Regions from separate parts of the Mus musculus genome. Here regions 1, 2 and 4 are each linked to region 3. A link is a loop called in an ENCODE intact Hi-C map of the cell type or tissue named here. Cell type or tissue: heart. All regions are shown on one strand. Links, peaks and the distances in the headings refer to the core of each region. The heading gives the core; the rest is flanking DNA. Region 1 overlaps Dedd2 (death effector domain-containing DNA binding protein 2). Region 2 holds the start of Gsk3a (glycogen synthase kinase 3 alpha). Region 3 holds the start of Rps19 (ribosomal protein S19). Region 4 holds the start of Dedd2 (death effector domain-containing DNA binding protein 2).

What was found. A loop is a pair of places that touch in the nucleus more often than their neighbours do. Peaks named below come from ENCODE experiments on the same cell type or tissue, not always from the same donor. Only the 100,000 strongest peaks of a DNase experiment are listed, where the experiment ranks them.
Region 1: a loop joins it to region 3, with 2.3 times the contacts of the local background. A loop is called at or near these places in 2 of 42 quality-filtered maps.
Region 2: it touches region 3 in a loop (2.5-fold over the local background); 2 of 42 quality-filtered maps call a loop at or near these places.
Region 4: it touches region 3 in a loop (4-fold over the local background); 2 of 42 quality-filtered maps call a loop at or near these places.

Annotation. Positions count from the first base shown.
Region 1 is chr7:25,206,265-25,213,477 of GRCm38, forward strand. Dedd2 (death effector domain-containing DNA binding protein 2) reads right to left here. Exons shown (of 5, transcript NM_207677.3): 4 at 4,885-5,034. Among named protein-coding and RNA genes, the nearest start is that of Mir7048, 7.9 kb to the right of the region's middle. In heart, for the core only: no CTCF peak of the experiment used is centred there; a DNase peak (open chromatin) is centred at 4,495.
Region 2 is chr7:25,236,082-25,243,294 of GRCm38, forward strand. Gsk3a (glycogen synthase kinase 3 alpha) reads right to left here and starts at 1,770. Exons shown (of 11, transcript NM_001031667.1): 1 at 1,297-1,770. The coding sequence starts at 1,579. Erf (Ets2 repressor factor) reads right to left here. Exons shown (of 4, transcript NM_010155.3): 4 at 6,479-7,213. In heart, for the core only: CTCF peaks have their summits at 3,327 and 5,155; DNase peaks (open chromatin) are centred at 1,720, 2,280, 2,400, 3,320 and 2 weaker places; H3K4me3 peaks cover 2,807 bases; H3K27ac peaks cover 3,580 bases.
Region 3 is chr7:24,880,490-24,887,702 of GRCm38, forward strand. It overlaps Rps19 (ribosomal protein S19), which reads left to right and starts at 4,103. Exons shown (of 6, transcript NM_001360119.1): 1 at 4,103-4,178; 2 at 4,647-4,717; 3 at 4,963-5,063. The coding sequence starts at 4,647. In heart, for the core only: a CTCF peak has its summit at 3,498 (motif pointing right); DNase peaks (open chromatin) are centred at 3,652, 3,772 and 5,872; H3K4me3 peaks cover 3,027 bases; H3K27ac peaks cover 2,984 bases.
Region 4 is chr7:25,215,395-25,222,607 of GRCm38, forward strand. Dedd2 (death effector domain-containing DNA binding protein 2) reads right to left here and starts at 4,465. Exons shown (of 5, transcript NM_207677.3): 1 at 4,370-4,465; 2 at 3,407-3,773; 3 at 2,151-2,273. The coding sequence starts at 3,734. It overlaps Zfp526 (zinc finger protein 526), which reads left to right and starts at 6,031. Exons shown (of 3, transcript NM_175436.5): 1 at 6,031-6,110. Mir7048 (microRNA 7048) reads right to left here and starts at 2,331; the gene lies at 2,274-2,331. In heart, for the core only: a CTCF peak has its summit at 3,586; DNase peaks (open chromatin) are centred at 3,777, 4,567, 5,277, 5,977 and 1 weaker place; H3K4me3 peaks cover 4,137 bases; H3K27ac peaks cover 3,352 bases.

The DNA of each region.
Region 1 (7,213 bases), core at 1,529-6,528, 330 kb after region 3:
GTGCAGGTTACTCAACAAACATGGAAACCAGCCATCTACTGCTCAGAGTGCTCGTCCCCGGGAAGGTGGAACAGAGACGCTGGACAGTCTCTCACCAGGTGTTTACAGAGTATCAGGCATCCAAGGATGAAGAAGGGCATGCCATGGGTGGGGCAGAGACAAGCTGCCCACTGTTAGCCCTCCCCTCCCAGGCCAGGCCCACCCCTGGGGGCTTTTCCTGTCTTACCCCATCTAATCCTAAGGGTCCCGTCATTACTGCCATTACAAATGAGGAAACACTCTACCTACCAGAGCACAGTCCACCTCCGACCTGGAAATAGATCACAGGAAAGGGAGGGACAAGACGCTCCAACAATGAGCCCCACCCACCGCAGTGCCACCCTGGCCCTGAATCACCTGCTCACCACACAGCCTCTCCTCAACCCTGAGCCAGCATGAACAAGTGACACTTGCGTGGACTCTCTTCTGGCTGCCCCAGACACATGCACCTGGCCCTCTGAGCCCTTTGATCATGTCCACGGCTTTACGAGGCGATGCTGAGCCTCCCTTCTGTGGATGAGGAAACTGGGGCCCAGAGGTTGAATCATCAAGCTGGACCATTCCAGAATTCTATCCAAGGTGACCAGCTCTGTTCTGAGCCCAAGCTACTAACCGCCCAACCCTGTCGGCTGCCTCTCACACAAGCATATATAAACATGAAATTACAGGGCATTCTAAGGCCAGGCGGGAAGACGATAGGCAGGGACCTTAGAGTTCCGTTCTAGAAAATGGCACTTGAAGTGAAGTGTGAGGTAGACACTGGATTAGCCAGGAAGACCAGAGACATGGGAAGGGTGGTGTGTCTGCCAGAGAGAAAAGAGCTTAGGGCCATCACCAGCTGTGGGGAAGGTCACTGACAGCAGGGTTGGGAGGTCTGGTCTCATTTAACAGCTAAGCCCCTACTGTGGACATCTGGAGGTAACCACACCTCTCCATAACCCCGTGGTGTCCTAGCAGCACTGCCCTAAAGAGACCAAGGTGAGCACCGGGGCCCTAAGCATGAGTCATGTGGGGACAAGGACCCCTGGCTCAGGGATGACCACCACAGGGGCTGGGTGAGAGCACTAAGTAGGCAGGAGCAAGGGCAAGACACTCATGAGAAAGTGACAGGCGGAGAGAAGGGCAGGCCTGGCTCAGGCTGCCTACAACTCTGTTTTGGTAATGCTGGGGACAGCTACCCAACAGGCTCTGCCTTCCTAAAGTTGGGAAGCTGTGTCTGATTCCTACACACATGGGCCTGAGCACCGCCTTGTTCCCTTCTCATTTGGGGGCAGAAAAAGATGCAGAAGAGAGAGCGTCTTCTCAAGCAAGCACCAGGTTGATGGAGGGAGCAGGTTCCAGCTGGAGTCTCGCATTGGTGGTATAGTGGTAAGCATAGCTGCCTACCAACTGTCTCTGAGAGCCCTGGAACGAACCTCCCTTGCATTCCTGGGTGGGTGTGCTGAGGACAAAGATCTAACTCTCACAGCACTGAAGTGCCCAGCCCAAGTAGCCTCCGTGGAAATATACACCACAGTAAGGGCTAGCCTGGAGTAAATGCCCACCTGGAGTGGACAGTAGGCTCCCGCTCCAGTTGCCTGGCTCTGTGCCAGCCTGACAGGAGAGGCTGCCACCAAGCTTCAGAGAGAGGTTAGTGACTACTGCCTCCTGATTAAGGAACCACTGTGAGCCAGGAAAAGAGCCTGAAAACGTCAATGGGCAGAGTGCTGACATCTGCCTGCAATCCTAACATATAGGAAGCTGAGGCAGGAGGATTACTACAAGTTCAAGTCCAGCCTGAGATATAGTGTGCCATCCTGTCTAAAAACTTTTTTAAAAGGGACATTGCTTCTATCTGTTTAGTAAGTAATAAGACAACTGGGATAACTGCAGGACAACACGGCGCACAGAGATGACATCACGGTGCACGGAGAAGAGGTCAGTTACCATGGATAACTGAAATCAAAGGGCCTGGGGGTTATGAGGGCATTCCTTCTGCTCTTGTATATTTTTCATTACAAAGTTGTAACATGGGCATGGTAGCACAACATGCTTGAAGACAAAGCCAGTCGAGTCAGAAGTTCAAGTGCAGCCTTGGCTATGGATCAAGTTCTAGGCGGGCCACATGAGGCACTGTTCTCAGAAAAGCCCCCTCCAGTCTCCCTGCTGCACACATGAAATGATATGGAGCCAGACCACATTCCAACCCTTAGGAGGCAGAGGCAGGAGGATCACCAGAAGCTTAAGACCAATCTAGCCTACAGAGCAAATTTCACAGTAGCCAGAGCCCCACGCCAAGACCCTGTTCTTGCCTGGCCCCCTTAGCGGTCTTCTCCCATCGTCACTCCACCAAACAAACCCTCATGGCCTCTGTGCCCCTGGGGATCACTCAGGGTGATGTGCACTCAGGCTTTTTGCTCCTGTGAGCTCCGCTGAGATGCTCCCTGCCCCATCTGACACCTCCGACTTGGCTTTCCTCTCACCAGAAACAGCTCAGGGAGAACAGAGGCCTCTGCAAGCTCTCTGGAGACAGAGGGAACAAGGCAGCTTCCTGCCAGCTCTGGTACTAGGGGCTTCCTCCCCTTGCCCTTCAACACACTCACACAGCGGTGAACGCAGGCACTACGTCAATAGCTGTCTTGAGAATGAGCGGCCCAGCACTGTCCACTGGATAGCCCTGAGGTGTATGGACTCAGGGGCCTATGTCCAAACCTAGTGCCCCCAACTACCCCCTCTACCCTCAAGGACTTCATAGTTTATATTTGCCTCTCAATGGGGTCAAGCCTGTTGGGTTTGTAGGAGCAAGAGTAGCCCTGTCCTTCCTTTGTCAGCCCAGGAAGGATCACTGCCTTGTTAAAGTCATCACTACTTTTCTGAAGGGAAAATTAGGGCCCAAGCAGGGAGAACCTAAGCCAACCACACCCTGCCAGGTGACTCAGCAGTCAGACTGGCAGTTCATGGTCCTTCAAGTCCCAGCCACACCTTGACTAACAACCTCCAGGCCTCAGGGAAGACACTTGAAGCCTGGATGTTCCACAGTCTGCCCAGACCCTCAGGGCAGTGACTCCCTAACTTACCCAGTCAGCCAGATGACTGGCAATTAATTACCTGACTCCCAGCTCCGGGCAGCCACCCCCTCAAGCCAGCAGCGCCTTGTGAGGACATGGGCTGCCTATGCTGCTGTGCTCCTGGCAGTACCGAGCACAGGTATCTGCCACCTCATCTCTGAAACAGGCCAACACCCACTGCCTGAAAGGCCACATGGGCAATGGGAGGGGTGGGTGTATGCAAATTATGCTTGCTCTGCACAGGGGAAGAGGAGGCACCACCCAGGCCAAGGCCTCCGGCTTGTACATCCTATAGATTCAGAAGAACCCAGCACTTCCTTCTACCCCATCTCTGTCTCCTAACCTGTGCCAGCTGCTCAGCTGACCGTATGCCACTGAGGCCTCCGCAGCTTCCCGCTGGCATCACTTGGTGTGACACCTCCATCAGGATGTCCCTGCAGGCCCACCAGGCTTTGTGGCAGCTGAGATGACATGACACCTCGGTACTGTGAGTTCTTTACTTCCCACACTATCATGAAAACTCCTGAAGGCCAAGGACTTCCCTACCTGGTCTCACTGTGTCCTCGATGCCTGCAGTGCCCGATAAAGAGATGCTCAGAAAGAAAAAGTTAAAGGATAGAAATGGTAAGCGGGCCATTCTAGGGCTCTGCAGCCCCAGAACACAGTCGGAGGTCGCTCCTGCCATATCTCCCTGTATCTCCCTGTCCCCACTGGCAAAGCCTCTCATTCTAGCACCTGACTCCACTGGACACTCTACACTGAGGTCATGGGGGGACCACCTGCCCAGCTCCTCTGCAGCATTCCCTGCACCCCACTGGCTCTGTGTCAAGTCAGCCTGGCTACCATGCCTCTTATCCAAGTTCCCACAGCCTAGATACTCTGGAGTCTGAGACCATATCTGAGTTTCTTTGGGTCCCTGAGTCTATCTAGCTCAGAGATAGAAGGACCAGAAATGGCTGTCATACCCAATCCCCTAGCACACCTCCAGACCACAGTGGAATATCCCATGGGCAAAGACTGGTCCGGAGACAAGGATGTTGGTTACATGTCTACATAATCTACCTCTAGGGAGGTTGAGGCAAGAGGATTCCAAGGTCAAGGCCAGCTTGGGGATTATATATTGAGTACCAGGCAAGCTGGGTCACATAATAAAAACCTGTACCAACACACACACACACACACACACGAAAGAAACTAGAAGCACAGAGAGAAACCCACACTCCATTCATGTTGCAGCTGCCCAGCCTCCTGTTATGGTCTGGCTGGCTTCTCCACCTGGCCCTTGGCAGCACCCATTTGGTCTCAGCAATCTCAGCTCCAATGGATTATCACCCAACTGCGAAGTCAGCTCTACAGTGACAGGGCTTCCCTGACACAGACCTCACTCGGCACATGTCCCGGCCAGGCAGTGTCCCAAGAGGATTATGTGGGTGACTGTCTCTTCTGACAGCAGCTCTAGGCAGGACCACTGGCATCTTACTGTACAGATGCAGGAACCTGACCCCCAAGCCCCACCTCTGTCACCTGCCCAAGGCCAGGCAGTCTCTTTAAATGCCAAAGCTGAAGACAAGAGAGAGCAAGAGTGAGAGAGAGAGAGAGAGAGAGAGAGAGGGAGAGAGAGAGAGAGAGGCGCTCGCCTTTAAATCTCAGCACTTTGGGAGCAAAGGCAGGTGGAACTCTGTAAATTCAAGGCCAGCCTGGTCTTCCACACCCCAGATGAATGTGGCATGGCTCACCCTCCAGCCCCGGGGCCCACCATAGGCACTTTACAGCGTTCTCAAGGCCCATGGGTACTTACCACAGGTCACCTTGCCTTCTGAGGAGGGCCTGCCCAACTCCTGGTGCTGCTGGTGCTGCTGCGAGGCTGCAAGGCCTGCTCTCCGCCGCTGCCGGGCACCACTGCTAGGGCGGCCCCGACTCCGCCGCTGCCGCTTGGTTGGTGGGGAGCCTAGAAGACAAAGAAGCAGCAGCTTAGGACCAGGAAGGAATGCCAAGGTGGGGTGCTCAGAAGGAGGAGGTCTTAGTGCAGTGAGCCTTTGGGGGGACCTTCTAAAAGAGGGGTGCATGCACCACCATACAGTACACCCTTGCAGGTCTGACCCTAGAGACTGCCAACACATTCACAACAGGAGACAGGCTTGACAACTGCCATCTAGAACCACCACAACCAGGGTATGGTGGCACACACCTGTAACTTCAGCACTTGGGGTACAGGCAGGACGATAAGGAGTTCAAGGCCAGACCAGCTCTAAGAGATCCTGCCTTAACTGCTTATCGCCATCCCACCCCCAAAATAGAGGCTGAGGATATAACTCAGTGGTATATTATCTAACATGGCTCAACCTCTCCCCCTCTCTCTTATACACACGCACATGCGCACGCACATGCGCACTGGCTCAGTGGGTAAAGGTACTTACTACTAGGCCTAAGGACCTGCATTTGATCTCTGGGATGCACCACAGCTCTGTACACACAAACCGGTGTTTTGCTTTGTACTTTAAAGACAAAAATCAACAAAATAAGAGTGCAACAGTCTAGCTGGACATAGTGGTGCATGCCTTTAATCCCAGCACTCGGGAGGCAGAGGCAGGCAGATTTCTGAGTTCGAGGCCAGCCTGGTCTACAAAGTGAGTTCCAGGAAAGCCAGGGCTACACAGAGAAACCCTGTCTCGAAAAACCAACCAACCAACCAACCAAACAAACAAACAAACAAAAAACAATGCAACAATCTCTCAAGGAGGAATGATATCCATGGTAAATTGTTGAACCCAGTAACACAAAGCAGGAGCCAGGCATAGTCCCTAAATGTCTGCATCTCTATACTCAGGAGGCTAAGGGGAGTGAGAAGCAAGCAACCACAGGCCAGGCTGCTCTACACAGCAACCTTGTCTTAGAACTGAAATACAGAAGAGCCTTGGAGACAAATTAAGTGTACAGTTTGTAACACTTTGCCTAAGAGAGAGAGAACCTGAACTCTCCTCTCCAGCCATTTTTTACTTTTGCTGGAAGCCCTGAAAGGACACATTAGAAAGAACGAAAACTGGCTGCTTACACAGTGAGTTTCAGGCAAGCCCAAGCCACCTTGTAAAACCCTGTCTCAAAGTTTCTTATACAACACACACACACACACACACACACACACACACACACACTCTCACACACATGCTTGCAGTTTTGCCTTTCAGTCACTTAACTGTTTTATACACTTCGCAGCATAAACGAAGGATAAAATCAAAGGGCACAATGAACTTGGCCCACATGATTGGTACCACCAGGATTCTGGTGAAGGAAGTAGGGCAGGTACCTTAGAACAAGGGTTCTCAACCATCAGATGTCAGACCACCCTTTCCTAGCTAGGGGTCACAGAAGACCACCTGGAAACACAGATTCCACATTAAGATCCATAACAGCAGCAACACTAGCTACAAAGTTGCAAGTTTTATGGTGTGAGGTTACTACAGCAGGAGGAATCCTATGAAAGGGTGGAAGTAGTAGGAAGGCTGAGAAGCACTGCCTCAGAACAGTGTGGCTGCAAACTCGGCTGGATTTAAGCAAAGAACAAGAACAAGCACATACTAGTGGCTGGCGCACATCTTTAATCTCAGCATTTGAGGCAGAGGCAGGTGGATGTCTGTGCGTTCAAGGCAAGTGTGGTCTACATAGTGAGTTTCAGGCAAGCCCAAGCCACCTTGTAAAACCCTGTCTCAAAGTTTCTTACACACACACACACATACTCACACACACATACACACATACACCAGTAGTCAGATTTTAAAGGAAAGCAGAACTGGAAAAATTTACAAAAACTGGAAGAAAAACTGTAACACAGTTTGCAACAGTGTAGGAGAGAAATCAAAACACTCTTGAACACTCCTTACATGTCACTTCTGTTGCAAACCCTGAAAGAATACATTAGGAACAAACGAGCCTCTACAGATAAAATGTGGTGTTGCCTCACTACTGCGGTAAAACAAAGGAAGTAAATCTATCTCAGAACCAACGGCCAAGACTCTCACTGTAACAGTAAACAGTCAGGGGTGCAGGCTATGGCTCAGCAGTTAGCCTGTACATAGCTCTTGAGCCAAACCTGAGTTCAATTCCCAGCATGCCCTCCTGAGGTGGCTCCA
Region 2 (7,213 bases), core at 835-5,834, 360 kb after region 3:
AGAATCCAGCCACACCAGGCTACCCAGCCTTTCTTCCCTTTTGCAGGGCAGGTACAAGGTACCACCTTCCACACAAAGGAGCAGAAACTACGGGGGTGTTCCTTCCTCAAAAAAAAACACTGTCAATCCTCACAGCCAGAGCACTGACTTCTAAATCCTTCCTGGCAGAGGTCCTAAGTAACAGAAACAAGCTGGTCTGAAGAGCCATTGCCCTGGCCCTCACTTGGGGATAAGGACTGGAGGGTTGGGGGTCTGTTACTCTTACCAACTACTCTACATTGTTATGGGCACTGGTCTGGCCTCTGTGTGCTCCAGAGTAGTACCTAGCCTGAGAATGGAGCTGCTCAACTCCACAACTGCTGAAGGCATATCCCAGCCTGATGCCTTTGAAGGAAAGCTTTGGTTTCCAATTCCCTGTCTCTGAGTAGCAGCAAGCCTAGTTGCCACTCTTAGGGACCCACTCCCTTTAGGAAACTTACCAACAAAGGCAATTTGCAAGGGGGACAGTGAGGGATATTTTGAAAAATACTACCACATGGCTATTTATTTTTTCAGAGCCAGTACCAGCCACTTCAAAACCATATTTTATAAGAGGTGTGACCTGTGCCCCCCCACTCCATTTTTGCTAAAGAACCCTGCTCCCTCACCTTGTTTTAAAAGAAAACTGACAATGAGCTTTCTTAGAAGCCTGTGTTTATTCCCAAGCTATTCTTATCTATAAACAATAGTGATTATTTACTGCCATCATCGAGGACTGACTACAAGTCTAAACGTTTTCAGTGGGTTAGGTGATAATGTCAGGCCGTATGGTTTAAACCTGGCCCTTTTCTGTGGAAACATTAATAATTCTGAATCGGTGTTTCTAAAGGATATCCTATCCAAATCACCAATTTTGATGGGAAGGAAACGAATAGCCCCCTTTTCATACAGGATAGTGACAGAAATCATATTCTTGTCTCTTAGGGGACAACAATCCTAGATCAAATTGGCAAGTAACTATGACCTCTGATCCTAGTCTCCTGTGGATGGCAACGTCGTCAAGTACTCGAGACCTTGATAACTGGAAGAATAGGACCTGTGACCTCTGTTTCTTGGGTGTTGGTAATTCTGAATCTAAACTCCAAGTGATGGTAAACCCTCAAACTCCTTTATCTCGGAGACAGAAAGCTCCGATCCTGGCTTAAAGCAGCACGGTGACCTCGAGCTTCTCTCTGGGTACATGAAAGAATCTGGTTGCCGTTTGATGCGCTTGGGAAACCCAGATCACCACCCCACAGGGCGCCCCTAAGTACTCACGGCCCAGCTTCACTCCCGGCGGCGGGAAGCTAGTGCCCGCGCCGGGGCCACCGCTGCCTCCTCCGCCGCTGCCGCTGGGGCCACCCCCGGAGCTCGAGGCTCCCACGCCCCCACCCATAGCCCCGACTGACGCTTTCCCGCCGCCAGTGCCTCCTGGGCCAGAGGCCGAGCCCCCGGGGCCGCCGCCACCACCTCCGCCTCCGCCTCCTGGCTCCGCGAACGAGCTGGTCCGCGCCCGGCCCGAGCCCCCAGGGCCGCCTCCCGAAGGCCCGCCGCCGCTCATGGCGCCGAGCGCAGGCCCAGGCCGCGGGGCTCGGGCTGCCTGGGCTGCCCCCGCCGCTGCCTCTGCCGCCGCCTCCCCTGGGCTCCGGCCTCTTCCAGGCCGCGCCGTTCGGGCTCCGGCTCCGGCCCAGCGCCCGCCGCGGGGCACGCCGGGAGATGAAGTCCCTCTGCCGTCGGCTTCGTTGTCACCACCCTCGACCCGCACAGCACTCTGGGAAATGGAGTTCTCAAACCCTCAGAGTAGCTGACTGCTGGGGGCGGGGTGTGACGGCTCGCGCTGCACACCGGGAAATAGAGTCCTGGCTAATGTCACCCGACTCTGCCAAAAGCTAACTTGGAAGCACTTTGAAAAACACAGTCAGAGCCACACACTCACTACACAGAGGAAAAAGCAAGTCCCTTAGAGTATCTCAGAAACGAAATCTTAGCCACTCCAATACTGAGCAGCATCCAAGAATGATGCACGCCGGGAAATGGAGTCCAGCCACCCACCCAATCTGTGGGCCATCGGTGACTTCCTGCACCGCGTGCATTCTGGGAAATCGAGTCCGCACCCGTGAATACTTAGTACTCTGGCTGTGAAGCACACTGGGAAATGGAGTCATCACCACGCCCTCACCGCATTGCAGGTGTAGAATGGTTGATAAAGCACTATAGGAAATGAAGTCTCAGATGCTCCTCAAACCTTAAGTAGATACTGTAACTGGAAGGAACTGATAGGAAGTAGAATAGGCATCGCGCTCTCTCAGGCCAGCTAGCAGCGTCGCAGTTCCTTCCGGGAAATGTAGTCGACACCAAGAGTTATGCGCGTCGCTTCAATGAGCCTGGTGTCTTCTGGGAAATGAAGTTCAATATTGCCTCACCATTGACGAGGCTGATGAGAGCTACCAGCAACCAGAAGCATGCTGGGAATAATCCACAGTAGACTCTGACTCTTCGTGAAGCTAGGCTCTGGGGCTTCGTGGGAGCTGTAGTCCAAAGGGAGTACTGTGGCTGAGAGTGTAGGTGAAAGGTTAAGGACAATTGTTCCCAAGGGAGACTATAATGTGTTACAATGTCTTCTCTGATCCCTAGGTCTAAGACCTAAACCGATAAGTGAGTGCTAGAAAAAGTAGTCCCAAGCAACCACATATAGAGAAGAGAATAACGTCTCCTTACATTCTCAACGGATTTAGTACAGTAAACAGTCCCGACTATGCCTCAGAACATTTGTTTTCCGATAGTCTACCTTTTTCCCTAGCAATATGGTTAGGACCAAGAAGATGAGCTGCAGGATTTAAAAAAAGAGAGAATTTCTGTCCTGAACCCCCAATTTTTTGCGTCTATCCTCTTCCTAGATTACAGGATTCTAGATAATCTGAATGAAGGGAGCCGACTACACGAAGGAGTTTCAGCTTTCTTGAGTATGTCGAGTCTCCTGTTAATCAATTAATACCCGGGAAAAGTCGCACCAAAGTAGGAAACTGGGGGCTGGGGGGGGGGCGCAGAGACAGAGGTCAAAATGCTGTCAGCTCTCGTGCCTCAGAAACGGAGTCTGTGCTCTACTTTACTCGCAGCCTGTGTTCGTCCTAATTGTTGGGGCTTTTCTGAAGCCTACAGTACTGTCTGCTCAGTCATTTCCCTATTGCAATTCTCAGTGGACACGGAATGGAGACAGAAGGTACTGCTAGCGCTTCTAAAGACTACGTTATCCAGAAGGCAACGCACGGGTACTTCCGCCCTCTTCGCAAAGCCTGCAGACGCTTCACGCTCGACTGTAGAGGGAGTTTCTGGAGTAACACAGTCGCATGGTGGCTGCCGCCCTCTGACGGCTGCTCCCAGTTGAAAAGTGAAGTCAAGCCCCTAGGTATAGGATCAAAGAATCTCACTAGGCTATGTAGCAGGATAGAACACATTATTTAACCGCCAGAACTCGTGGAACCTGCCCAGGGGACCGTTCTTGGCATTGAGATCTGTGCGGCACTGGAGAGCAAATTCAAAGATCTGTAAGATGTTTCCAAGTGTCTAAGCAGGTTCTAAAGATGTTTGGAGGAGTTGATGGGGGTCCATGAAGAGATTAAAGACTTTGATATAAGCAATGTAAAACAATTGTTTGGGGAATTATAGAGAACTCTCAAGGGAAACTTATGAAAGGTGTGAGGGAAAACCTCTGGGCTGCCATGAATGAGGAATGGCTAAGAAACACAAGGAAGAGACGTTGGCCTCGAGAGCCATGGAGATACTTTGGAGGAGGGCTATTACAAATGGGATTTTAATTGGAATGAATTCATTTGTAAAAGTCGTGAAAGGTGTATGGAGGACTTTCTGGTTGGAAGCAAAGATCTCAGGGACAAATGTCTTGTTTTTGTTTCTTTCGAGACAGGGTCGCATGTAGCCCGGGGTGCCCTCAAATTCACTATGAAGCTGAAGACATCTTCCTGCCTGTACTGTGCTTGGGTTACAGACTAGTGTTGCCAAGACAGTTTTCTGGTGATGAGAATTGTGTGTGCTAAGCAAGCACTCTACAAACTGAGCTACATCCCTAGCCCTCTGTTCTCTTTTGAAATAGGGTCTTAGGGGCTAGAGAGATGGCTCAGTGGTTAAGAGCACCTTCTGCTCTTCCAGAGGTCCTGAGTTCAATTCCCAGCATCCACATGGTAGCTCACTACCATCTGTAATGAGATCTTATTTCCTCTTCTGGTGAGTCTGAAGACTGCTATGGTGTACATAAAATAAATATTCTTAAACCACATCAACAATAAAAAAGAAATAAGGTCTTAGTGCACACCTTTAGTTCTAATACTTAGGAGGTAGAGGCAGGCAGATCTCTGAGTTCAAAGCTAGGTTGGTCTATAGAGTCCCAAGGCTACATAGAGAAACCCTGTCCTAAATGACCAAAATGGAAGAGCAGCAGCGAGGAGGAGGAGGGAGAGGAGGAAGAAATGGGGTCTTGTTCCTTGTAACAAGGCTAGACTCAAACTAGCAGCAATCCAACTAAGACTTCCCAGTACTGAGGGCAAAGACACGTGCCACCACACTAAGTTCAGGGCATCTTTTTGCAGGAAATGTTCCAGACCTCTAAATGGATTCCGGTGGGCGATTAGAGACTGGAGGAGCTGCTGTTCTTAAGGCCAAAAATCACCTGTGACGTCCCACACAACCGGAATCTGGGACAACAAGTTTGATTAGATCATGGCCTGTCCTCTGGAGGGGATCTGAAGCTGAACTCTTAGGAGCCATGTGATTAGAAGTGCTTTGAAGGCCCAGCAATGGCTGTGCATGCCTTTGATCCCAGCAGGCAGGGGCAGGCAAATCTCTGTGAGTTGGAGGCCCGCCTGATCTCCTTGTGTGAATTCCATGATGGCCAGGGCTACACGGAGGTACCCTGCCTTAAAAAAAAAAAAAAAGACGATTCTGAGTGTTGCTGCTGAGACCACTAGCCAGTCCTGCTTCTTTCTTGCAATGACAACATCCGCCTTTCTGCATCACCCCACTAGCAACTCAGCTGCATCTATGTTGCCAGGAGATATGTCTCATCCCAACTTCCAGAAATAACCCAGTGGTTCCCACCCCAGGGAATGGCTTACATCACCCAGGAGAGGGAGCAGTTGCCCACAAGCTGCCACAAGAGCCTGTTTCCTGCCAGTCTTCCCGGTCCTGGTCAGCATCAGGCTGGAGAGCCCACTCACTCCAGGGCTGACTGACACATGCTGAAGTAGAAGTGCAGAGATGGGTAGCCAGTTCAAGGTTCCTTCTCCCTCAGGGCTGCACAAGGTGGAGTTTTATAGTGAAGCCAGTCCAACAGGCCCAGAGTTCTCAATTCCCACTCTTATCTCTTAGCAACCTATGGCCTTGAGGGAGCCCCTTTCCCCTTTCAGGGCCTAGGGCATCACACCTGCACTGCCCAGGTGGGGCCGGCATCCTAAAGCACCCAGAGCCCGGCCTCTTCCTGATTGTTTTATCTCCTCAAAGACTCAGCACTGAAAGCTCCTGGTTTCTTAGCTCTATAGGCTCCTCATCAACCAAATTCTAAGACCCCAGATCCCTCGATCTGGACTCCAACTGGCTTTCCACTGGAGAATCCAGCTGTTGTTAAGACATTAGATTAAGCGCTACTTTGTCGAATAGCTCAATTCTAGGTCTACAGGCAAGTTTAATGAAGCCCTTTGTTGCTGAATGCTTAAAGAACTAAAATGTGCTGCGGTGGGGCCTGAGCTGGGATGTGTGTGTGTCTGTGTTCGAGAGTGCACAGGGTTTTTAATCCCAGGAGGCAGAGGCAGGTGGATCTGAGTTGGAGGCCAGCCTGCTCAACAGAAGTTCCAGGACAGCCAGGGCTACACAGAGAAACCATCCCAGAAAAAAAAATATTAAAAAAAAAAAAAAAAAGGAAAGGAGAAACTGAAATGCTTAAACACTTGGCACACAGCAGGTCAGGTCAGTCAACAAATCCCTCTTAAAATCTGCTTGGGGGTGGGGGGTGCGTGCAGGAGGTGAGCTGGTGGGACAAGGATGACCGATTACTTTCCAAGGTTTCTTTAAGATTTGGTTTTATAAGCAGAGCAGTGGTGGCGCACGCCTTTAATCCCAGCACTCAGGAGGCAGAGGCAGGCAGATCTCTGAGTTCGAGGTCAGCCTGGTCTACAAAGTGAGCTCCAGGCCAGCCAGGGATATACAGAGAAACCGGGTCTCGAAAAACCAAAAAAAAAAAAAAAAATAGTTTTATTTATTCGGGCTGGCAAGACGGCTTGGTGGTTAAGAGAGCTTGCTGCTCTTGCAGATGACCTAGGGTCGGTCCCTAGCACCCACACGGCAGTTCACAACTATCTTTCTGTCCTTCCGGAGCATCTGACGCCCCTTTCTCACCATCTCGGATGCAGGTGCACGGACATGCATATAGACCAAACATTCATATGCATCTGTGTAAATTTCTTAAAAAGATCTTTATTAATGCATATATCTGAGTGACTCTATGCCAATTCTGAGTGGTTGCCAGAAGCTGCCTCCCCTGGAACTGAAGCTGTGAGCTGTCACGAGCCACCCCACATGAGGTACTCTGCAACAGACGGAGGTTCTCCGAAGAGCAGAAGCACCCTTGAACACAGAGCCGAGCGTCTCTCCAGCCCAAGGGCTGCACTTCAGGACACTACAGGCCTCCCGGTCAAAGGATCCCAAGCAGAAGGCTAACATCGCACACCTCCCTTTCACATGGTCCTGGCCTTAACTTTGAACTTCCTACCTCAAGTGCTGGTGGGATTACAGGTGTGGACCACTAAAGCCTCCTCCGAGTACATTGGAGTAAGATGGGGAGGATTCAAAATACGGGACCCTTCCTTCCCTGGGGAACCGATGGGGGTGTGGCTTAGCAGTCAGAGCTGGAGGGCAAAAGCAATTCAGGTAGGAGAACCAGGAACAGCAGGGCCTTGTTAAGGGTCCTAGAGGCAGATGGGATGATAAGGAACCAGTCAAGGAAAGACAAGACTACGGAAAGCCAGAAACCTTAATCATCAGCTCTGAGGCTTGTGACATCTCAAAGTAGGCCAATAACTCCCCAGGCCTAGTTGACCTGTTCAGGTGGAGTCAGGCCTTCTGGCCACAGATGGGAAGCAGGTGTCTAGACCTGTCCAGAATTAAGCCAAGTCTCTGTTGATACTGTGGC
Region 3 (7,213 bases), core at 1,101-6,100:
CTAGTTAAGAGAAAGGTTTATGTTAGTGTAAAGCAGCAGTTAGCTGCGGTGCATAGCTTTTAAATAAATGACAGGGGAGGAAGCAGAGAGGAGGACTTCTCACTTTTATGGGACCCTCCTCGTCTCCGAGCCAGACCTAGCAAGGCTTTCCACACCATTAACTAGCCAAGTCATTTTCAAATCATGTGGACCCCCAAAGGGTGCCTGAGGGAGTGTGGTAAAGGCGCAGAGGTCAGCTTTGAGAACAGGGAGGAATTTAACTTTGTATGGTGCCACAAGCTTCTAATCCTAACACTCCCCAGTTCTGGGAGGAAGCAGGTGAACCCCTATAACTTCAAGGTCTATACAGAGAGTTCTATACTGTATACAGTTCTGGTCTATACAGGGTTACAATAGAGACTCTACCCCAAACTGGGCACAGTGGCGCATGCACACACACACACACACACACACACACACACACACACACACACTGCTCTGGCTTCCACACTGACACCTCTCTGAGTGGATCCCTTCATCTGATGCTGGGGAGCCCTGAGGCCTCTTGAAGCCAGTGGACTGTGAACACTGCTTTCCCGACTGGCCACTTCCCTGTGGCTGCCACCAAAGAGCAGGAAAGGATGGCGCCTGATCTGAGTGTTGAGCTGCTAAGCTTCTGCCTTGATGCTCTACAGAAAAAACCAATAAGTTTCCAACCGTGAAGTGCCCTCCTTGCCCCTCCCCACAACAACCCAAGTTTTGTTTCAAGAGTACATATTACATTCTGTCCTTTGAAAAATCCACATTCTGGTCACTCCAGCCCTACAGGAACGTGGCCCACTTCTGACCACACTTGGAGTCCAGGCAGAAAAATGACCTCCTAACACCTATTCCATCCAGGCTACGCTCAACTCCTGTCCTGACTCTTGTAGGCTCACACTTACCCATCTCCTTGGATAGCTAGCCGTGCAACGCTATGTTCATGCTCTGTAGAGAGTGACGGTACCCTATGTAGACCCTCACGAGGTCCGGAGCTTTTCCCCAAAGCAAGATCTGTCCTTTTATCCAACTTGGTACCTGTGTTAAGCTCTTTAGGCCTTTATGTTCCTTAGAGGTACCAGTTTGATCACTCTAAGCCAGGCTAGTGTCAAGCTGTGTCCCCAACCCCCAGAATAATTGTTCAAAGAGGACAGGCCTATTGTGCAGTGTCTCTCTGGGGGACTCCGAGTAAATGATGAGCGACCTCATTCTCTACAGCGCCTTGGGAACGGTGTTCCTACTCAGTCTACTCAGGTCCAGCCACTGTAATATCAGCTTCCTGCCTCAAGCCATTCTTTTTAATTCTGCTTACTTTTAGTTTTACAAAAAAGTAGTGTTTCGGCCAGGCGTGGTGGCACACGCCTTTAATCCCAGCACTCAGGTGGCAGAGGCAGGTGGATTTCTGAGTTCAAGGCCAGCCTGGCCTACAGAGTGAGTTTCAGGACAGCCAGGGCTACACAGAGAAACCCTGTCTTAAGACAAAACAAGAAGAAGAGAAGGAAGAGGAGGAAAAGGAGGAGGAAGAAGAGGAGGAAACAAGGTCATAACATTTCCAGGAAAATGAACAGAACTAGAAACGATTATGTTAAATGAAATTGGCCAGACTGAAAAAGACAAAAAGTGTGTGTACAGAACCTAGATTTAAAATCATGCTTTTGTACTTACATGGGGGAGAGGGATCATGAAGTTAGAAAGTGGGGTCATAAAATGGGAGGAAGAGATCTTAAGGGAGGTGGGAAGTAGAGCAGTGGAATCTAGGAACAGAAATAGAAGGGACTCACTAGCTGGAGGAAGGGAACCAGCAGGAGCGTCAAGGGGACATGAGCGGGCACAGTGTAAAAAGACACACATGCGTGAAAATACCATGGTGGAACCCACTGCTGTGTGTGCTGACCTGGAAAGTAATGGGGAAAAAAAAGGTTTCTTCATATTAACTCCTCGAATAGCGTCTCTATCGACCTTACACCAAAGTCATGCATCTACCACAGGATTCATCCCCATTGACACAACATGTGTCATGTGTCACCATGACCAAATGCCAGATAGAAACAACCCAAGGATTTATTCATTTGTCTCAGTTTGGAAAGGGACTGGTTTATTGCCACATGGCCCCATGTCCTTGAGCAAATCACTGTCATGCTGGGTGTGTCCTGCTGAGGAGCTAGGACTACCACACAGATAAGAGACCCCAGGCAAGAGAAGAAGAGTTCCCAGTTCTAACCATTCCTCCAGCTAAGCCCATCTTCCACCTCCCACAGCCTCTCACCAGCAGCATCCTATTTGTGAATCCATTGATTCTGTCAGCGTCCTCACACTCACAGACATCCCCAGAAGTGCACTTTACTGGTCGCATACATGGTTTTTGTATTGGTGCTGTTCTGGTTTGGCTGCCTTAGAACTCATTATGTAAACCAATCTGACCTCGAATTTGCTGTAATCCTCCTGCCTGTGTCTCCTGAGTGTTAGGACCGTAGGTGTGCATCACTATGCCCAGGCCATTTAAGTGTTTAAGGTTTTTTTAAATTTACTTTTGTGTGTATGTGTCTGCATATGTACATACATGAGTGCACGTGCCCGAGGAAGCCAGAAGAGGACATGTCATCCTCTGGAGATGAAAGTACAAGCTACTGTGACCCTCCAGTGTAGGTGTTTGGAACTGAAGTCAGATTTTCTGAAATTGCTGAGCCATCTGTCTCTCCGGCCCCTCAAACTGGCTTAACTTTTCACTTATGTATTGATAATTCATTTCTTTTTAATATTTTTTTCTAATTTTAAGTCTTAGTATGTGTATAAAGAGGGTGCGATATGTGAACATACACCCTTCTCTGAGACGCACCTGTGGCAGTCAGAGGACAAAACTCTGTAGTTAGTTCTTATACCGTGATGGGTTCAAAGAATCGTATCAGGTCAATCAGGCTCGTATGGGAGAACTTCTACCTAGTGAGCGAACCATCACAATGCCCCTCGTTTCTTTTTTTTTTTTGGGGGGGGGGGGGTCGAGACAGGGTTTCTCTGTGTAGCCCTGACTGTCCTGGAACTCACTCTGTAGACCAGGCTGGCCTCGAACTCAGAAATCCGCCTGCCTCTGCCTCCTGAGTGCTGGGATTAAAGGCGTGCGCCACCACGCCCGGCCCCTCCTCTCTTTTCTATCTTAAATAATATTTGTCTGGATGCAACACAACCTCAAATATTTTATGCGCTGCGCTGCGGGGTGGGAGTGGGAGGTACTGAGAGCCTGGCGTAGTGACACACTCCCGTAGCATTAAGCTGGGGGATCATGAGTTCAAAGCCAGCCTTAGATAAAAAGTCCCAGGCCAGTCTTGGCTAAATAAATTAATGATAATCCTGTCTCAAAACAACAAACGATAGGCAGGTAGGTGGGTGGGTAGGTACAGATATAATAAAGTTGCACAGGTCAGCTTGGATGACTCAGAAGAGGCAAACGAGGAGACTAACGGTCTGAACAACCAGACTCCGGCACTAGATGGCGGAGCTGAACCTCCACCAAGGGCCCGCCTCTACCCCTTTGTCCCCGCCCTAATCTCCTCCCCGCTCCCAACGCCTTCTTTCCTCTCCGCGAGCGTCAATGGAGCTGAAGCAACTTCCGCCCAAAGAAGGGTGGGGCTTCCGTGTATCTCTTGGTCTCGCGAATGCTAATGCTAGCACAAAAGGTGGTGGTGGCCACATGTCATAGTGCCTTTTCCCTGGATTGCCTGTCACGGTTCCGCCCGTAACTATTCCCATTTCCGGCCAGGAAGCAGGGTCTTGCGCTGAATCCCGCCTTCCTTTCGTGCGCGCTCAACTTCGCCCGCACTTCCGCCCTCAAAAGTTTCCGCCTCCTTGTTCCCGCCAGACACACAAGGCTCAAATGAAGGCCGACTCCCCCAGCTCGCTCCGGTCACGCCCAAGGAAACGGAAAGAGGAACCAGATCCCTTATCCTCCTCCCGAGTCCCTTCTCTTGGCTTCTCCACCCCTTCCTCTTACAGACCCGCCCATTTTGGGTGGAGATGAAGCCATATTCGCCCTCAGAAAGGCGGAGCCCTCTGGTTTAGCCGCTCTCGCGAGCACTCCGAAATCTCGCGAGACTCGACGCCCGACTTGTGCGCCCGGGAAACCCCGTCGTTCCCTTTCCCCTGGCTGGCAGCGCGGAGGCCGCACGGTGAGTGAGGGCTCTGGGTCGCGGCTGTGCGCGGGGCCACGGGGCCGGGCTTTCTGGCCCCAAGAGCTCGTGCCGGGACCGCGGGAAGCCCGGCGCGGGGTCGCTCCGCCCTCTGGAGCCGCGGCCACGTGCGAGCGGCAGGCCCGGACATGCCTGATCGCCGCAATCCGGGAGCCCGGAGGGTTAGGTGGGCAGCGGAGGGGTGAGTGGGACGCCCGGAACGTGGGCTTGAGGGAGCGGGGTGTGGAGGGCTCTCCCACGCGGTCACCACGCCGCGGTGCTGCGATCCGCGTGGCGTGTGCACCCGGCAACTCTGTTGGACCTGCAGGAGCCGAGTTGCAGGGACATGAGGCTGGGTGGATGCTGAGGCTTTGGGGTGGACTGGCGACGAGCAGGGTTGGTGTTGACCTGGACCCACGTCAGGGGTTTGCACCAAGCCTGACCTCGGCATGCTTGTCCCTTCCTCAGATGCCCGGAGTTACTGTAAAAGACGTTAACCAGCAGGAGTTCGTCAGAGCTCTGGCAGCCTTCCTCAAAAAGTAAGTGTTTGTTGGAACTGAGGCCTGACCCCTGTGCGCTGTGACCCCAATGTGTCATTAATCCCTCTGGCCACTTGCTGGGGGTCTTTTCTGAATTGGGCCTACGGTGACCATGCTTCCTTTTTAACCTGTTCGTTCTTGCTTTTTTTTTCCCCCAACCTTGTTAACTTGCTAAAGGTTAGTAGATCTGAAGTCATCTTTGGAAATTTTTGAAGTGTGCTTTTTCTCAATTCTCTTGGTTCTAGGTCCGGGAAGCTGAAAGTCCCCGAATGGGTGGACACAGTCAAGCTGGCCAAACATAAAGAGCTTGCCCCATATGATGAGAACTGGTTCTACACACGAGCTGGTAAGAACTGAGGCTTTGGCTGGGAGTGGGAACCTGGGCGACCCCAGGCAGGGACCCTGTCTTCCCCTCCCATCTACACCAGGAGACAGACCTCATTATTGAATAGCTGTAGCTTTAAACTAGAAAGGAAATCTGAGGGCAAATGAGTGTCCATATTTTGCTTACTTGAGAGTCTTAACAGCTTTCTGTGTCCACGGTTATAGCATTTAGATTTGAACAACTGTCAACTCCTGTTTGGTTGAGTGGTCGGGAGTGCCACTCCTGTTATAAAGGAAACTTACAGATCTGGTGCCCAAAGAAAACTTTGGGGTGCCCCTCTGGTCTCTCTGGATCCTGCCTGGGTGCTTTGTGCATCCTGTTGTCTCTAGTCTTTAGGGGAGCAGGATTCTTTCTGCTGGGTAGTGCCAGGGTTGCAGTTCATGGCCAGGCCTTTGCTAGGGGGGGGCCCTGCCTGAGAATTCCCCTGGTCGTGGGAAGTAAGTTCCTCTTCGCTTAAGACCGTGAAGCAGTTTATAAGTTAATATTAAATGTCCACGGGATCCACTTTGTTTCAGGCTTTGGCATGGGCACAGGGACCACCATGACTCAACACAGCCTCTGAAAACCAAAAGGTCAATTCCACAGTGTGGGAAAAGGTCGGTGCTTCCACCTGCCAGCACGTTTTTAAGGAGGGTGATGTAGGGAAGGGTGGTGAGGCCTAGCTGAGGTGTGCACCTCACACCCCCTCTTGGAAGCAAGCGTGCAGTGGTGTTGACAGTGCTTCAGGTGGTAGGTTAGGGCGGCTGTGGAGTTGCGAGAGGAAGACTGTTGGGTTTCTCTGGGTAGAGTGGTGTACTTGCTGTGGACAGGGTTGGTTGTCTAGTTTCCACAGCTGCTGTGGGGGGAGGCTGCCATATCCAGGGCCCGCCAGACACTGAGCTGTGTCCCAAGCAGGATGGGGTTAGCAAGAAATGGAATCGAGCCAGGTGCCTTTTGCCTTTGATTCCAGCACTTCTGGAGCAGAAGCAGTTTGGGGCCAGACCTGCTGGTGTGAGCTTGTATTCCCAGAATTTGAGAGACCAAGGCAATGCTGAGGGGGCTGGGCTGAGCTACAGGAAGACCCCAGCATTCTGGGGTCTAATGGGTTCCTGTCTGGTTTGATCAAAAAGCTCAGGCTCTTACCAAATTGTAGCCGTTTGTCATAACACTGAAAAGGGGGGTACAGAGGTGGCATTACTTTCTTCGAAGATAGGCTAGTTCTGTTCAAAGTTAGTTTTCAGACTATGTTTGTAGTTTTGTCTGGATAATGAGCTGGCTTGTTCTGTCACTTGCTTTTGGGGCTGGAGTGCAGTGGGGAAACAGGCTCATGTTTTAGGTCCTGAGAAAAGGCTCCATGGGCCTCCTGTGTTAGGACCAGGGGGCTTGTTGGGAGAGTGACATTTGTAGGGGACCACTTCCGTTGGAGAACCAAAGGGAGGGTGAGTTAGGGCTGGGAGAATAGATTTTTCCACAGAAGTTTAACATGAAGGCATTGGGGAGGGAAACATACAAGGTTTTTCATCCCACACTTAAAGACGGGGTGGTCAGGGTGGGGTCCCCACCCTGCTCTTAGCACAAGTTTCTTCTGTTGTTGTTAGGCTGCAGTGCTTCATGAAACCTTGGTCTTCGCAAGTAAGTTCAAATCCAAGGTGCCAGCCCCTCCTGAGCAGCAATTCTGGGGCTTTATCTAAAGTTGTGCCTTTAAAATGTGCCAGAGCCAGGTCTTGTTGAAGAGGAGAATAAAAAGAAATAGGCTGTCTTGCTGCTTACAGCCTCTAAATAGTTCTTTATTCAGTCAAAAGGAGTGCACACAAGCTCTGGAATGGCAGGCCCATGCCTTGTAATTAGTTGGCAGGTGGTTTCCCACGAGATGATTTTTATGTGGTGCTGGAAAGGACGGCTAGAATCCCCATTGCAGAAGCTTTTAGCCTTGTTGTGATTCCCTCCGTTTGTCCGCTGTGCTTGCAGTTGGCTAGTTCTTTGGTGATGTGCTGAGATTCAAGCACCCACTGTGTCCAGGCAGCCTAGTGAGACCAAGGTTCCCCACCCTGAGGAAGAGCAGAGAGGTATAGAGCATTTGAGTGGGCCTTTAAGATTGGGGTTGTTGGTGATGTCACCTTGCAAAAAGGTTG
Region 4 (7,213 bases), core at 1,476-6,475, 340 kb after region 3:
AGACTCTCAGAACATTGCTCACACTGACCAACCCTGTAGGGTGGACAATACCAGAAGACTCTGGGCTGGGGAGGAGGCCAGCACACACAGTTGTGGTTTGGTGGTATAGAGGCAGTCAGCATACTGGAGGTCCAGCCCCACACAGAGAGAGGGAGGAAGATGGCTCTGTCTGTCAAGAAAAAAAGTTCCTACTCTACAGAGGTTACAGAGGTAAATACTGAACGCCAGTTGGCACAGGGGCTCACATCTCTAATTCCAGTACTGGAGAGGGGAAAGTCAAGAGGATGACCTCTAGGTCAGTGGTTCTCAACGTTCCTAATGCTGAGACCCTTTAATACAGCTCCTCATGCTGTGGTGACCCCAACCATAGAAATACTTTAGTTGCTACATTTTTTGGGGGGAAGGGGGTGGTTCGAGGAAGGGCTTCTCTGTGTAGCCCTGGCTGTCCTGGAACTCACTCTGTAGACCAGGCTGGCCTCAAACTCAGAAATCTGCCCGCCTCTGCCTCCCAAGTGCTGGGGTTAAAGGCATGTGCAGGCCACCACTGCCCGGCTTAGTTGCTACTTTATAACTGTAATTTGCTACTGTTATGAATTATAATGCAAATGTCTGTGTTTTCCATGGTCTTAGGCCTCCCCTATGAAAAGGTCTCAATCCACAGGTTGAGAACCTCTGCTTTAGTTAGAGGCGAGTCTGGGGTACAAAGTGGGTTCCAGGACAGCATGGGCTACAGAATGACACTCTACCTCAAAATAATAACTATTATTTTTAAGCTGCATATACATCAAACAATATTAACAGACTCCGAGACTTCACAGATTTTAAGAGGCTGGAAAGTGGACTATGAAGAGATCAGAGAACTAATATCCATTTTCTTAGGAAGAAATCTTCTCATATTATGCTGTCTAACTCAGAGCTAGGTCTAACGATATCTGTAATATACTTCCAAAGTGCTCAATGAAAACCTCAGAATTACACACACACACACACACACACACACACACACACACACGCCATAGAATGTTAGTCATCCCTCAATCCAAGTGAAGATATTCTCTGTACTTTTTTTTAAGCTTTATTTATTCATATTGTGTATATGGGTGCTTTGTTTGCATGTCTGTCTTCATACCAGAAGAGGCAATTGGATCCCATACAGATATAGACAGTTGTGAATTGCCATGTGGGTGCTAGGAAATGAGCCCTTGACCTCTGGAAGAGCAGCCAGTGCCCTTAACCACCAAGCCATCTCTCCAACCTCTCTGTACTGTCTTTTAACTTTTCTGAATGTTTGAAGTTTTACATAATTAAAAATCAGGGGGTGGGGGGTAGGGGGTGGAGAGATGGCTCAGCGGTTAAGAGCACTGACTGCTCTTCCAGAGGTCCTGAGTTTACTTATATATATAAAATAAATCTTTTAAAAAATTGCACTCGAGCCGGGCGTGGTGAAGCACGCCTTTAATCCCAGCACTTGGGAGGCACAGGCAGGCGGATTTCTGAGTTCCAGGCCAGCCTGGTCTACAAAGTGAGTTCCAGGACAGCCAGAGCTATACAGAGAAACCCTGTCTTGAAAAACCAAAAAAAAAAAAAAAAAAAAAAAAAAAAAATTGTGCTCGCTCTCTCTCTCTCCTTCCTTCCTTCTGCTCTTTCTTAAAAAAATAAAAAAATAAAAATAAAAAAAAATTCAGGGATGTGGCCGGGCAGTGACAGCACACGCCTTTAATCCCAGCACTCAGAAGGCAGAGGCAGGTGGATTTCTGAGTTCAAGGCCAGCCTGGTCTACAGAGTGAGTTCCAGGTCAGCCAGGGCTATACAGAGAAACCCTGTTTTGAAAAACAAACAAACAAACAAACAAACAAAAAAATAGGGATGTGCATGTGTGTATACACTGACTAGAATACAATAATTTAACAAGTTAAAGGCATCCATCATAAAATAAGCCTTAGCAATATATCCAGCCATGACTGCTGGGTCACAGGCAGCCTGATGCTATCTGAATGAGTCCCTGTGACACAACCCTGTTGCTTCAGGACACATGCTTTTCCTTCCTCCGATAGCAATAATAAACACAGGCACACCGCAAAATACAAAACCCTTCGGGCCATTTCCTTGATGGACCAGGATGTAGGACATTAGTCACAGGACAGACTCACCTGTGTCCCACTGACTCTGAGGAGAGTCCGAAGAACTGCTCGCCTGTCGCCGACGCCGGCAACTGTCCTCTGTCCTCTTGGAAGAAGAGCTGGGATTGCCATAGCTGTATCGCTCAGGGGACACTGGGGAAAGAGAATGGAAGAAGCTATCTCGGCTTCCTCACCTCTCAGCCCCGCATCCTAGGAAGAGTGCCCAGCCACGGGATGCCTGACCCAGCCGCTCAGAGGTCACACCCAAATACCCACGCTTCCTCAAGCACCTCCCGCCCAGAGGTTGTTCAAAGGCCTCCCAGGACAGAGTACTCATGGGGCGGTTCAACCCGTGTCAACAGCTCCAGCTGCCAGGGTTCCTCTTTCAGTAGCCCAGGTCCCTGTAATAGCACTTGCCCCCATCTCCAGCTCACTCTGGAGCCCCATGATATATAAGCAGGGCTCTCTGCTTCTTGAGGGTGACACTCAAGACAGTATTTTTTCTAAAAGCAGACAGCCTATTCCTAGAGGTGCCCCTCTGCTTACACAAATCCCACAGGCTTATTGTGGGACAGAAAAACTCATAATTCCCCCCTTCCCAACCTCTGCACTGTATCTCTCAAGAAAGAGCCCAACAGCACACCTACAGGCTCCTGGCACCTGACTCCTCCCCTCCTAGCTCCTCCCTTTGTACCCCAGAATCAAGGGCCTCAACCCTGGAGACAGGCCAGGCAGGTTTGAATCCTTGCTACATATACTTTGCGTGTGACACATTTTCATGCCCCCCACCCCATTTCAAACGCCACCTTCTTAGGAAAGTATTCCTTTGTTGTTACCTCTCCTCATTCTGGGGGTACTCTATCCCTCTCTACGACCATATCCAAAGCTAAGTTCCTTATTTACTATTAATTGACTTCTCCACTAATACAAGTTTCGTGGAGTTGGCATCTTGGCTGTAACTTCTCTGTAGCCTCACATGCTGCAAGGTACCCAGCGTCTCTGAACCTGTTGTTTTCCCTGGGGGCGGGGGAGGGCTGTCAGGTGACAGTGCCTATGAAACCTTTCCTATGAAAGGTTTGTCTCTTCCTGGCATAAAAAGTTCCACAAACAGTGGCCACAATCATTACTGATATGGCCGAATCCCACAAGCTCACTTCTACCTAAGCCATACCCTCTCACTGTTGAGTTTCTCGCTGTGAAATAGGGGAGACTGTATATCCTTATCAGGGAAGTACAGGGGCCCAGAGGGAGCAAGGTGTTTCTGCAACTTCCTATTCAAACCCTACCTGGCCGGCGCCGCTTGCGCGCCAGATGTGGCAGGAGGTCGTGACGGGCTAGCACGCGCAGGAGTTGGCTCAGCAGCCGCAGGTTGCTCTCGTCGCACTGCCCGCGGCGTTCCAGCTCCAGAAGCAGCTCCAGGCCGCTGCGGGCGCGGGCCAGGCCGCCGGGGGCGCCGGGGGCCTCATCCAGCAGGAAGGCCAGGAGCTCCAGTTCGCACTCGGTCAGCTGCCCGCCCACTACCTCGAACATACGGTGAAGCGACAGCATGCCGTAGTAATCCAAACACTCATCCTCCTCCCAGCTCGGGGCCGGGGTCGACCCGGACAACGCCATTCCCAGGGGAGGGGTGCGGAACAAGCTCAGAACCAGGGCCTAGAACCCACACGGCGGGGAGGAGGTCGTGGTCAGCGACACAGTGGCTCAAAGCCCACAGAGGCCAGAGCGTGGGCCCCGCAAGGTGTCTCCGGGCAGAGTCGCCCCCCACACCCTCAACGGTCTCAACCTCTCTCCCTCCCACGGACAGGAATGGTATCGCCCGAGATCCCATAGTAACAGGTCGAACGCTAGACCCCACCGGTCCACATCACTGTCGGGAGGACCAAGCCCAGATGCCCTTTTCTGAGTAGTACGTTTCGAACTTGCCACCGACTGACCTAGACGACCAGCTCGAATGAGCTACATGGCCCATTGCAGGGCACCTTGTCCACTGCCCGGTGACTTCGGATGGCAAATGTCCGGTCATAGCCCTCGGGTTCTGTCCACTAGTACCTTCCTGCTAGCTCCAACATCCCACTCAAGTGATACCTTTCAAAAGTGACCCTCGGCCCCCTGCAAGTGGGACCGACCAAGACAACCCTGAGCGCCACACAGGTGGTACTGTCTGAATCCGACCCCCCCTCCCTGAAAGGGCGATCGATCCTGCCCTCACCCGAGCACCCAAGTGGTTCCAGCTACCCTTCACCAGTCACCTTTAGGCCTCTCTTATCCTCACCAGATTCCAGCGTCCGATGACTTCTGGGCGACGGCCGCAGCCACTTGTTTTGGATCTTTCTGGCACCTTCTCTATTATTACGCCTGCGTCACCTCGCTCCTCCTCTTTCGCCCAACTCGCGCAGGTGCGACCGCCACGCCCCTACAGCGCAAGCGCAGAATCAGACCTCAAGCTCCACCCCTTCCAGGACTCCAGATCCGCCCCTAACCCAAGCGTCCGGACTCTCCCTTGCTGCGCTTGCGCAAGAGCAAAACCTCGCTGTGTCTTGCTCTTGATGGTGGTTTCAGGCTCGGTGTGTGTCCCCTGAATCCTATGACACGACCTGGTGGAATTACTCATCCCACAGACTACCTCTTCCTCCTGATCACGTCCTAGACACCCACATGACCAGTGCCAACAGCTGTCAGCGCAAAGTAAACCAGTCACGAGGGTCCCGACTCCCTGGAGCGCTCAAGGCTCATAATCAGGACTTGTAATACAGTATGCCCCATTCTGGTGGCAACCAGAAACCTACAACTCAACTCTGCTGTCTCAGATCCTACATGGAAATTCTTGCTCATACAGCTCCCCAGCCCCAATTTATAAATTCTCCAGTCGCAAGCAGCAGAATGATACCTCTTCCCAAATCTCAATAGACCTTGCCACCCCCTGTGTGCAGCACATTCCGAAGACGTCCATCAGCACCTCCTATCATAGACACCACACCCACGGTTAGAACAGCCTTTGTACAATCGCTTCTGAGCCCTCTTGAGTCTTGGAGCCACCCAGATGCCCCTCCTAACCTGCACCTATGAGAGCAATCCTGTCACAGAAGTGGAGGCTAGGGTGTCTTCATGTCCCCTACACGAGGCCTTGAGCGTGACGGTCGCTCCTCCTCCCCCACTTAGGTGACTCAAGGTCAGGGCCAGCACGTGCCTAAGACAGGTCTCTTCTAGGACTGGTTTCCACCCCCGGAATTGTCTCCCTAAGGGGCGGGAGGCTCTGGCTCAATGCTGGCTGTTTGTTTCCCTTTTCTGGGCCTTAGCTTTTCCACCTGTGAAACGGATGGCAGTGGAGTCCACGGTATGGGCTCTCTGTGTGAATATCATTGAATCAGACAAAGAATGGGAGGAAGGGGAAAGCTATTTATAAACGGTAAAGCTTCTATGATGGGTGGGCTATAGTGAGTACTACGGTGTATCAGGCCCCGAGCCGAACATTTTTATGTGTATGACAAAATTCAATGCCTTCAACAACCTTTCAGGAGATGCGATTCCAGTCCACTTTGCACGTAAGCAAAAACTGAGGCGGCGCAGGAAAAGTACAAGTGTGTCTGGCTTTTTAGTTACGCTGTCAGAAACGCTCAGTCTCTTCTGCTACGAGATAACACCTGTCAAAGTCTCGCACCGCCACGTTCATTTGTGCGACCTCGCTCTATAAGGATGCACACTTTTCTCCGCTGAATTTTCAAACAGCAGGAAAGGAGCGGCCCCGGAGAACTGCGCAGGCGCCTCTCCTGGTCCCGGACACCGCCTCCAGGGCACTGGTGTCTGCGTGGAGAAACTCGCGGAGCCCCGCCTGACTCCCAACACGCAGGCGCGAGGGCGCGTGCCCTGCGCTACCAGCTCTGATTGGCTGCCTCTCCTGAGAGCACCGCCCAATGGGAGGCGTGGATAGTGAAGGGTCCTACACTACTGGAGTGGAGGGTCTGTGTCAAGAGCGGCAGGGGCTGCTTGGAGGTAAGAGAGATGGGTGAGGGCGCCGCAGGGCGGGCGGGGAAGAGAGCGCTGGGTGTAAGGAGAGAGTGGAGGAAGAGGGAAGGGTACGCTCAGGGTCGGAGAGCCTTGGGGCCTGCGCTTGGGGCTGGAGCAGCGCGGGATGATCGACAGCTCCTTCCTGTGTGCCCTAGAGGCGTCGTTGGATCCCCTGCTTGTGCTGGCCTCAGCTTGAGCTCGCTTGCACACCCCACCCCTGCAGGGGGCTCTCACGCTGCAGAGAAGAGGAATCTGGTAGGAGGGAAAAAAGCAGTGTAGCGGGAAAGTTGAACTTTCAGGCCCCTGGTGTAGGTGCTTAGATCTCCTTTCCGTATACAGAGGTATTAGCTGAATTCCACCTACCCCCTGACACGGTGTAGGACTGGGAGGGAAAAGAATGCAGGCGGAAAAGTGTCCATTTCGGGATACCTGTGCTACTTTCTAGAAGGACAGTGTTATTAGGATTGTGTGCAAGTTAAGTGAGTTTTGGAAGGATTGAGTTGGATGAAATTCAGAGAGCACATAGGATTGGGTCCTGTGCACCATGTTTTTCTGTGTATGAGCTCATCCATACTTTGTAAAGTTTGGGCATCCGCTCCTTACCTGCTACAAGCCATGTAGCATGCTCTGATCCAAGCCAGGGGAGTTCTGTCTTGGCAGTGAGGCTGTAACTAAGGCAGAATGCTAACCTCCCCCACCCCCAGCCCATTTGATTGTTTCTAAGAAAATCCTTTATGGACTGGTTCGGACTTAATGAGGAGCCAGGCAGGTGTAGTGGCACCCGCTTTCAATGTCAGCACTGGGGAGGGAGAAGCTGGTAGATTTCTGTGAGTTTGAGGCCAGTCTGCCCTACATAGTGAGTTCCAGATAGGCCAGGGTTACAAGATGAGATGCTTCAAAACAGAGCGCACTTAATGGGGTATTTGGAATTGGTAGATAAGGAAAGTTTGGTTCCTGAGCATTTAGCAAGTCATTTATCTGCAAATGGTTTATTGGTCATCAACTAATAACAGGGCCTTGTACTGGGCTATGTATCATGGAAATGCATAAAATGGGTAGACATGTAGTGTGCACAGAGATGGTTAAGG